Linked DNA regions of Homo sapiens: region 1 is linked to region 2. The links are chromatin contacts, found by Hi-C or POLR2A ChIA-PET in ENCODE. All regions are on one chromosome and are shown on one strand. The core of a region is the stretch at or near the end of the contact, and the rest is flanking DNA. Distances in the headings are between cores, read along the strand shown.

Region 1 (6,098 bases), core at 796-3,295, 41 kb after region 2:
GATACTGTTCTGTGGTTAACAAAAACCACATGTTCCTGCCATTGGGGATTATACATTCCTGTGGAAGAATACAGATCAAAGTATATAAACAAATAAATTAAATAAGGTAATTCCATATGATGATAAATGCTGTGAAAGAAAAAAATGTTTCTTTTCTTCCCTGAACATCCAGGGAGATCCAACATAGATTGTGCATTCAGTCAAGACCTCTCTTATGATATGGCATTTAAGCTGGGAATTTATCCTTGCAAAAAGGGAGAGGGCAAGTTATACAGCATTATAGGCAGAGGGAAGCATGTGCTAAACTCCCCAGACAGAAATAAAGTATTCAAGATTAGAGAGAGGGCCAATGTGCTGACACATCATCACCAAAGAGGGGAAAAGTATGAGGCAAGAGAATCACGGTGAAAATAGCAATCTGGGAGCTACCTATACACACTATTAAAAGTTGTAGAAATGAATGAAGAAAATGTAGAGTGCAAAGAACAAGCAGCATAGATCTAAATCTAGAAGAATCTCAACATTTAGAGATCTGATAAAGAAGAAGATATCCAGAAACTGGTCTGTGGAGGAGGGGCCTCAGAAGAAAAACAGAAAAGTGTTATTTTACAGAAATCAAAGGTAGAGATTGTCCTAGGAAGTATAGATTGTTGGGTTTAATGCTGCTGGCAAGAAGCCTGCTCTCAATATCAACCTTGGTAGAATTGGAAGGAAGTCTACAGAACTCTTCTTTCCCTGGTTAGACTTTGCCTGTCTTGGTCTCAATAACTATCATGGCAGAATTGCAGAATTGCACAAGGGACTACAGAACCCATGGTGTTGTGGAGAAGAATGCCACTTCCAATCTCTCCATCATTCCCCACCTCAAGTGCTTGACTCCGGTCTCAAGATGGAGGCTATAATCCAGACCTCTTCGTAAGAGAAAATCAAACTAATGCCTATACACCCATACATCTCTATTTACTTCGGTTGCTACAAGAAAAAGACACCAGGTGTCTTTTTTCTTTTAAAAATTTTATTTTATTGTGGTAAGAACATTTAACATGAGATCTCCCTTTTAACAAATTGTAAGTGTACAATATATTATTGTCGACTATAAGTACAACATTGTAGAGCAAATCTCCAGAGCTTATTTACCTTGCTTCACTGAAATTTTATGTCCATTGATTACAAACTCCCCGTTCCCTCTTCAGTTTAGCCCCTGATAACCACTGTTTTACTCTTTGATTCTATGAATTTGGCTGTTTTAGATAAATCATGTAAGTGGAATCATGCAGTATTTGTCTTTCTGTGACTTATTTCACTGAGCATAATGTCCTCAAGATTCATTAGTTTTGTCGTATACAGAATTTTCTTCTTTTTAAAGAAGTTCGCCCTTCGGTGCTGGAAAGGCAACTGTTGGGATCTTCAGAGGCTCTGCAGCCAGGGGTGGAGGCAGCTGGGGAGGTCCTAGCCATGTAACCAAACCGCCATCGCTCCTCTCTTCCTCTCTTCTGCCTCTTCCTGTCTAGAAAATAACTTTTTTACTCTAATGAAAGAAAAAAGTAGCTGTCTGCCCCTCACACCCTTTCTTCCTGTCAGCCCTCTGCTCTGTGAGGAAGCCCTGGGGGCTGCTCAGCTGCTGAGGCAGCGCAGCCGAGCCCCGGCGTTCCCGGGCCGCCCCACCTCTGCCTCCTTGCATCCCTTCTACCCCAGAGCCACCACCAGGGTAGGCGAGATGGCCGCCTCCATGTCCTTCGTCTCCAAGTTTCTCCACAGCAAAGGGCTCACGAACGGGCAACAGCTGCAGACCTTCAGCCACAGCCTGCAGGAACTGCTGACAGAACATTATAAACATCACTGATTCCCAGAAAAGCCATACAAAAGATCAAGTTATCTTTGTATTCGCATCAACCATGAAATGGATCCCCTGGACAGGCAGCACAGTGGATTGGACCGAGCAGTCAGGAGCTGTTCAAGCTTTTCCCAAGTGAACTCACACTCTGGGTTGGACTCACGCTCACCTCAACCTATGAGATGTCTGTCCTGCAGAATTGGAGAAGATGGCTCCATCTGTGTGCTGTATGAAAGCCCCACCAGCAGGGGGTAGCACTCAAAACAGCACCGACATACAAATGGTAGACAGCTGAATAAACTGTAAGGACGAATTTCTCTTGGGCAGAACCAGCCCTTCCAAAAACTACAGTATGATGACTGTATCAGGTTAAGATGGATCATCTTATAGTGCATGGATAAATTTGATTTTGGCTTTGGGTGGGCTCCTATTGGGGATGGATTATGGAATTTAAACCATGTCACAGCTGTGAAGATCCGGCACAAGATAGAGTGGTAAACATTTTTTTAAAAGTGACAGTGCCATAGTTTGTACAGTATCTTTCAATAATTTAATAGCCTATGAGTCCAAGTAAATGATCACTTTATTTGCTAGGGAGTGAAGTCCTAGAGTGATTTCAGCTTCTCCCAGACATACTTAAATTTTTACATCAATTCCTTTAAAGAAAATCCGTATGTCAAAGAACCTTTCTCTGTAGTAGATCTCGCAGAGGAATTTGAACTATCACACTTGAAAATTATTGTTTACCTTTTTGGCAGCTCAATAGGGGAGCTCAACGTTTTAAACATAGTAGTACTGGAAATTTTACGACAAGACTTTTACCTAGCAAATATTTCTAAATGTACATAAAGACAAGCTAGCAAACATGACCTGGGAAAATGGTCAGACTTTGTATTGTGTTTTTGACCTTGAAAGTAGCAAGTGACCAGAATCTGCCATGGCAACGGGTTTTTAAAAAGACCCTTAGAAAGACTGTTTCAACTGTGGTGTTGGCACCAGCCAGCTCTACGTACATTTGCTAGCTTGTAGTTTTCTAAGACTGAGTAAACTTCTATTTTAGAAATTGGAGGTCTGGTTTGTAACTTTCCTGGGTAAAAGTATTTTCATCTATTTTGTGAACTTTGTTAATCATCTTTTATTTGGTAAATTATGAATGGGTATACATTTGTACAGTTCGTGTATATTGATTGTGGCAAAGTTGTATTGATTTCTATATTTTGGATGAGAAATTTTTCTTCTGTAATAAATTGTTTCTTATCTTGGCATTTAAAAAAGGCAATATTCCATTGTGCATGTGTGTGTGCATATATGTGTGCATATATATATGCATGTATATATAATATGCATATACATATATACAAATATAGATGAATATATACACCATGTTTCCATAGCAGTTGCACCATTTTGCATTAACACCAACAGTATACAAAGATTCCAGTTTTCTCCACATCTTTGCCAACCACTTGTTGTCTTTTATTTGATAATAGGCATCCTGACATGTGTGAAGCGATATCTCATTGTGGTTTTGATTTGCATTTCCCTGATTAGTGGCATTGAGCATTTTTTCATATACCTATTGGCCATTTGTATGTTTTCTTTTGAAAGATGTCTACTCAGATCCTTGCCCATTTTAAAGTCATGTTATTAGTTTTTTTGCTGTTGAGTTGAGTTGTAGGAGTTGCTTATATGTTTTGGATAGCAACCCCTTGTCAGACACATGGTTTGCAAATATTTTCTACCATTCCATATGTTGTCTTTTCACTTTGTTGATTATTCCTTTGCTTTGCAAGAGCTTTCCAGTTTGACATAGTTCAACTTATTTGTTTTTGTTTTCGTTGTCTGTGATTTTGGTGTCATATCCAAGAAATCATTGCCAAGACCAAGATCATAAAGCATGTCTTTTATTTTTTCTTATATCAGTTTTACAGTTTCAGGCCTTACTTTTATGTCTTTAATCCACTTTGAGTTAATTCTTGTGTATGGTGTAAGATAAACATCAAATTTTATTGTTTTGCTTATGGATATACAGTTTTCTCCACACCATTTGTTGAAGGGACTATCCATTCCCCCTAGTGTATTCTTGGTACCCTTGTCAAAGACCAGTTGACCTTTTATGGGTGCATTTATTCCTGAGATCTCTATTCTGTCATTGATGTTTATCTGTCTTTATGCCAGCACCATACTGTTTTGATTACTGTGGTTTTGTACTAAATTTTGAAATTAGGAAGTGTGAGTCCTCCAGCTTTCTTCTTCTTTCTCAAGATTGATTTTGTTATTTGTGGTGTTTTCTCATTCCCTATAAATTTTAGGATTTCCTTTTCTATTTTTTTAAACAATACCAATGTGATTTTGACAGGGGTTGCATTGAATCTATAGATTGCTTTTGATATTATGGTTATTTTGACAATAGTAAATCTTCCAATCAATGAACATGGTATATATTTTTATTTAATTGTGTCTTAATTTCTTTCATCAATGTTTTTGTTTCCAGACACAGGTCTTTCACTTCCTTGGAAAAGTTTTTCCTTAAGTATTTAATTCTTTTTTGTGCTATTGTAAATGGGATTGTTGTCTTAATTTCCTTTTCAGAGTTTATTGCTAGTGTATAGAAATGCAACTGATTTTTGTAAGTTGATTTTGTAGCTTGCAATCTTACTGTATTTGTGTATTAGTTTTAACAGTTTTTTAAAATGGAGCCTTTGGGATTTTTAATACATAATATAATGGCATCAGCAAACAGGAAAAAGTTTATCTCTTCCTTTCTGATTTGGTAGGCTTTAATTTATTTTTCTTACCTAACTGTTCTGGCTAGGGCTTTGGTTCTATATTGAATAAAAGTGGCAAGAGTGGGCATCATTGCCTTGCTCCTGTTCTTAAAGGAAAAGCTTTCAACTTTTCACCGTTGAGTCTGATATTATCTATGGGCCTTTCATATATAGCCTGTATTATGTTGAGATACTCTCCTATTTATAGTTTCTTGAGAGTTTTTAACATGAAAGAATGTTGAATTTTGTCAAATGCTTTCTCTGCTTGTATTTATATAATTATGTGATTTTTTTTCCCTTTATTCTGTGAATGTGGTACAAATTTATACATACTGAACCATCCTTGCATCCTGGGAATAAATACTACTTGGTCATGATGTATGATCCCTTTAATGTGCTGTTGGATTCTATTTCCTAATATTTTTAAAATATTTTTTGCATCTATATTCATCAGAGATATTGGCCTGTCATTTTTTTTTTCTTGTAGTGTCCTTGTCTGGCTTTGGTAGCAGTGTGCTACTGGCCTTATAAAATGAGTTTGGAAGTGTTCTCTCACTTTTTGGAAGCATTTGAGACTGATTGGCACTTTTTTAAAAAAATGTGTATTAGAATCTACCTGTGAAGCTATCTGATCCTGGGTTTTTATTTGTTAGAAGGATTTTTGTTATTCATTAAATCTCCATACTAATGATAGGTCTGTTCAAACTTTCTTGATTTTTACTTTTGACATGTTTTGTGTATTTGGGAATTTACACAATTCTTCTAGGTTATTCGATTAGTTGACATATTTGTTCACTTATGATCATTTTTATTTCTAAAAGAGCAGTTATAATGTATCTTCTTTCATTTCTTTTTTTTTAGTCTAAATAAGGGTGTGTTAATTATTTTTTTCAAAAAACCCACTGAGCCTCTTTGATTTTTTTCTTTTCTTGTTTTATTTATTTCTTCTCTAATTTTTGTTATTTCTTTCTCTGCTAATTTTGAGCTTAGTTTGTTCTTTTTCTAGCCTCTTGAAGTATAAATTTGGGTTGATTATTTTAGATCTTTGTTCTTTGTTAATGTAGGTATTTATCACAGTAAACCTCCTTCTTAATAGTGCTTTTGCTGAATACCATAATTTTAGTGTTTTTTATTTTTGTTTTCATTTGTATTAAGGCACTTTAAATTCCTTCTTGATTCCTTCTTTCACTCAATGACTTTTCAAGAGTCTGTTGTTTAATATCTATGTATTTTTTATTTTTCCAGTCTTCCTTCTGTTATTGATTTATAGTTTAATTTTGTTGTGGCCAGAAAGACACTTGGTGTGATTTCAATCTTTCTAAATTTGTTATAACTTATTTTGTGACTTAATATGTGACTTATCCTGGGGAAGGATCTGAGTGCACATGAGAAGAGTATGTATTCAGCTGCTGTTTGGTGGAATATTCTGCATATGTCTGTTTGGTCCATTTGGTCTATTGTGTTATTCAAGTCTGCTGTTTTCTTATGGATACAGA
Region 2 (4,667 bases), core at 2,046-4,545:
CGGATCTCCCGGCAGAGGATACAAGACTTATAAACAGTTATGGTTTCAGCAAAGGTAAGATGCTCACAAACGACTTTTAAAATTAGGTTTAATATAATGAATGAGCTACGAAAAGTTAAATATATGAGATCGTAGAGGTTGAAACCTTGTAGAATCTGTCATGAGAATAGAGTACTGACTTTTGTCACCCCTGTCAGAATTCTTCATACCACACAAATACTAACTTTGAAGGGTTATAAGGGCTAGAAACTTGCTTTATGGTGCAATTTGGTATTTGGAGATCTCAAAACCTGTAACTTTTACAATCATGAATATCTAGTAAGCATATTTTGCATACAAGAGTTTGCAGTATTCCTAGGAATGCAACTTTTAATTTACTTGATGGCTACCTTGTATTTAATTTAGGAAAGAGATCCTTACCCGGATGCATTTGGGAAGGTAGTTTAGGACCGTGGCCTTGAGTGTGAAGGCCTCTCCACGAATCACAGAGTAAGGCATTGTGAGCTCCACAAAGAAGGGCTGGAAGGCTCGGAGAGAGGCAGTGGAAGAGATACCAAGTCCAGCATCTTCAGACAGGCAGAAGGCCCCTGCCTTCCACTCGGTGATGGTGTCAGGGACTGTTACTCCTACCTCAGCCACACCTGCTGAGCTGGAGAGGAGTGTAAGTGAAGAACAGAAAGTAAGCAGTTAAATACATCCTTTCTAGGGAGAGAATCCCTAGGAATGATTCTACTGCCATGACTTAAAAACACTCAATAGAAATACCAATAATGGAGAGTATAATCAAGGATTGAGATGGGAATATAAGTCCTTTTCTTCCAACTGTTTTTAATTGTAGTATATCAGAATTGTAGCATAATCTTTTACAGACAATATAGTTATAAATTTAACATGCAGTTTGAGATTGTTCTTAAGTTCTCTTCTCTAAAATGCTATTTCACTGAGGGCTGCTTTATAATTTTAAATTCTACTACTATTGTGTATAGTGGGCCTGACTGAATCTGTATTTAACTCAGGATTGCTAACCAGTGAGGGATCTCTTACAGGCAATCTGTGCAGTCCTTGGTTGTATTAGGTCCTTATGCCCATTTTCTGGAAATCTTAGAATTAAATTTGCACAAAATTTTTTAGCTCTGATGCAATTAGATTAGTAAGACTTCTTAGCTGATGTATTTATGTTAAACATCTCCTGAAATTAGCAATGCGTTTGAAAGAAGTACTTCAGTACTGAAAAATTAGCTAACAGCTCCCAGTTTCTCCCTGGAAGGGCTTCGTCTACCCACTTTATCAGTTGCTGACTGAGTGTTGGGCTTCTAACTAGCCTGCACTGGGAAGCAGAAGGAGCAGGGAAACGACAGACTTACAGGAAGGCTGAAAAGCAGTAAGGGCACTTCCCATGCCTCCTTCCCCTGGCTCGCCCCACGGATAAAACCAGGTCTGAACATACCCCTGGGAATAATTTGTCTATGCATCAAGCACCCCAATGTTTACAGCTCGTACCTAAGGGTCTGGCTCCTAAATCACCTAGCTCCAGGAGTAGATGGAGCTCTGCAATCAGGAGTCTCCCTAGACCACAGTGAACACAGAGGTGGTTTTAAATAGGCCTTTGAGCAATGCCAGTGGCTACCCGCCCCCACCACCCCTTGGCTCAATACAGAGAGAACAGGCAAAATCTCCCATTTCTGGCTGTCTCCTAAGGGTTGGGCTTCTAAACAGCCTGCATCTGGGAGTGAAAGGGAGAAGTAAACAAGACTCCAGGAGCCTGAAAGGGAGTATATGGCCATTCCGGCTCTTTCTCTCCACCTGCCCCACTGGCTTGTTTCACGGATAAAACTCTGTTTCCAGTGTCTCTCTGGAAGGAATTTGTTCACTCCCCTTGGTGCAAATGTACATTGCCACAGCCATTATGGAAAACAGTATGGAGATACCTCAAAAATTTTAAAATGGAAACTACCATATGTCCCAGAAATCCCTCTTCTGGGTATACTCCCAAAGGAAATGAAATAAGCACCTTGTAGAGATATATGTGTTTTGGTGTTCATTACAGCATTATTCACAGTTGCCAAGATATAAAAACAACCTAAGTGTCTGGGTGAATGGATAAATAAATTGTGGCTATGCGTAATGGAATATTATTCAGCCTTAAGTGGAAGAAGATCCTGCCACTTGTGACAACATGGATGAACCTGGGGGAGATTATGCTAAGTGAAATAAGCCAGACACAGGACAAGTACTGCGTGATCTTACTTGTATGTGGATGCTAAAAGAAGTTGAATACATAGGAACAGAGAGTAGAAAGGTGGTTGGGGTTGCAGGGATGGGAAGAAGCAGGTCAAAGGGTACAAAGTTGAAGTTACGTAGGATGAATAAATTTAGAAATCTAAAGTACAGCATGAGGACTGCAGTTGATAATACTGTATTGGATACTGAAACTTGGCTAAGAGGATAGATTTTAGGTGTGCTTGCTATGCACACAAAAATAGGTAACAATGTGAGCTAATGGATGTGTTAATTTGCTTGACTGTAGTAATCATTTCACTATGTGTATGTGTATATATATATATCAAAACATCATGTTGTACATCATAAACATATAAAACAATAAAAACAGAAAAACTAGCAAAGAGTTGAAAATAGTCAGGGACCTCTATTGTTGCATATTGCATATGCAGGAAGTTACTTACTTTACCACCACCAAATCCCAGATCCATGTCTCAGGGAAGTACTTTCGTACGGTCTCCGTGTGAGGCTCTTCAACATGCACCAGGCGTGCATGGCCTCTTCCCATTACATCTGACTCTATGGTGAGTGAGGAAGAAGACATTACAATAAACATACAGATAAAGCTTATGAGAGAATGTAATAGTTGCCACCAAAAAAAAAAAACAAAAAACAAATCGTCTGATGAAATAGAGAGGAAGGAGGAGAGGGCGCTTGGGTCATCAAGGAAAGCTTCTTTGAGGAGGAAATATGTTGGTTGACTTAACAAGCCAGGAGAGGCCGGGCGCGGTGGCTCATGCCTGTAATCCCAGCACTTTGAGAGGCCGAGGCCGAGACGGCGCCACTGCACTCCAGCCTGGGCGACCTGAGCGACAGAGTGAGACTTCGTCTCAAACAAACAAACAAACAAACAAACAACAAAAAAAAACAAGAATAAGCTAGGAGTGAGCTGGGGGAGGAGGGTCATAAGCAGAGGCTATAGAGACTTTGGCAGACAGAGGCTTGGATTGTCTGTGGGGCACAAGGACTCTGTGGAGTCCTATGTGGCTGCTGCCGCTGTGCTAAGTGGAGAGTGTTATGACACAAGGCCGTGAAGAGGGGCAGGAATCCAAGTTTCCATTGGTGTGCTCCTCTGCAGGAGCAAGGAAAAACTGACACACATGTTATGACAGTGGCTTTGAGAAACAGTTTACAGGAGGGAAAAGTTTAATAATAATAAAGACTTTTTATTCTCTATCGTGTCAGAAGATTACAGTTAGTTTCCTTCACTCTATTCACCTTCTATTAAGGGTGTGCTGGTCAATATTTCACAACCAGCTCTCTGGAAAAAAAAATTGTGCATATATATATATATATATATATATATATATATATACCTATACATGCATAAATTTACTATATATCTTACTGATAAAGGATTATACAATATAATTTATAAATAATAAAATATGCGGTAGGCTTCATAGTGAATTCCATAGAGCCAACTGATTCTCCTTAAATGCTTTCCTTGATTTTTGACCCTCTTTTCTCTGTACTCAACTTATCCTCAATCATGATTTGACAATATGGGACTATAAATAAATGCTTGATTACTATTCAGTTCATCAAAGAAGTAGCTCATGTCATTGATGAATGTGTGTGGTTCCAACATAAATATTGGCTGATGTTTTGGGGAAGTTGAACAGCTTTTTTACCTGACTGATGGAGAATGTAGTGTTGTTGTGTGAACATTTCTATTTCTGTTTACACTAATCCTACGCTTGGAAACTTTCTCTTTCCTTTCAGCCTAACACATGTACCTCCATTTACTAGAATTTGAGTTTATATTACTATATGACCTTGAGCAATAACCTTAATATGTATGACTCACATGTCCTTTTTGTTTGTTAATTTTTGTCACATTGTATCTTTTAAAAAATTTAAAATTTGGTGAATATATTAGGCAATATATATTTATTAATTTTTTGTTTACCATAAAAACCTACACGTAGACCTTCAGGTCCATGCATTTCATACTGTTGAAGCTGTGGACACATTTTGGGTTTACGAATCTTTGAGTTGGTGAATGCCTTTAAGCCCATGTCCTGCAAAGAAAATTATCATCTAATCAGTAAATATATATTATAAAATATACATAGGTAGCTACTTCTTTTTATTGAATTTGACAAGCAATCCAGTTAACTTAAATTAAACTTTTAACATTCACATCTGTAGAAGGGATATTTATATACTTAAGGATGTAATTTTATTCTTTTCATTAAACTCTTTCAACAGTAATTATTTTGTATATGTGATTTTAATAAACATCACAGAGCAATTAATTCCTGTGAAAAAAGAAAACTTGAATAATACTCCAAAAAGTTCCAGCTTAGTTCAGCAGCTTTTCGCAGATCTGCTGCTATTAGTAGAGAAGCCACTTACCTCTTTATATCCCATTACCCTCAACT

The links. Hi-C counts contacts between places; a loop is a spot of excess contacts on that map. ChIA-PET counts read pairs that join two places held with the same protein, here RNA polymerase II (POLR2A).
Region 1: a map of sciatic nerve shows a loop between it and region 2 (5-fold over the local background). The contact joins two enhancer-like sites. A Hi-C loop is called at or near these places in 2 of 168 maps with a recorded cell type or tissue (endothelial cell of hepatic sinusoid and sciatic nerve). POLR2A ChIA-PET finds 5 or more read pairs at or near these places in 1 of 52 experiments (HepG2).

Annotation. Positions count from the first base shown.
Region 1 is chr12:9,133,391-9,139,488 of GRCh38, forward strand. It overlaps a transcript of KLRG1 not described here, the pseudogene BTG1P1 and a transcript of PZP not described here. Among named protein-coding and RNA genes, the nearest start is that of A2M, 21 kb to the left of the region's middle. Within about 2 kb of position 2,046, at least 4 of the 41 ENCODE cell types and tissues checked have a DNase peak (open chromatin) inside an H3K27ac peak, as active enhancers do.
Region 2 is chr12:9,090,781-9,095,447 of GRCh38, forward strand. A2M (alpha-2-macroglobulin) reads right to left here. Exons shown (of 36, transcript NM_000014.6): 17 at 4,193-4,304; 18 at 2,685-2,799; 19 at 421-649. It also overlaps a transcript of KLRG1 not described here. Among named protein-coding and RNA genes, the nearest start is that of A2M, 23 kb to the right of the region's middle. Within about 2 kb of position 3,296, at least 3 of the 41 ENCODE cell types and tissues checked have a DNase peak (open chromatin) inside an H3K27ac peak, as active enhancers do.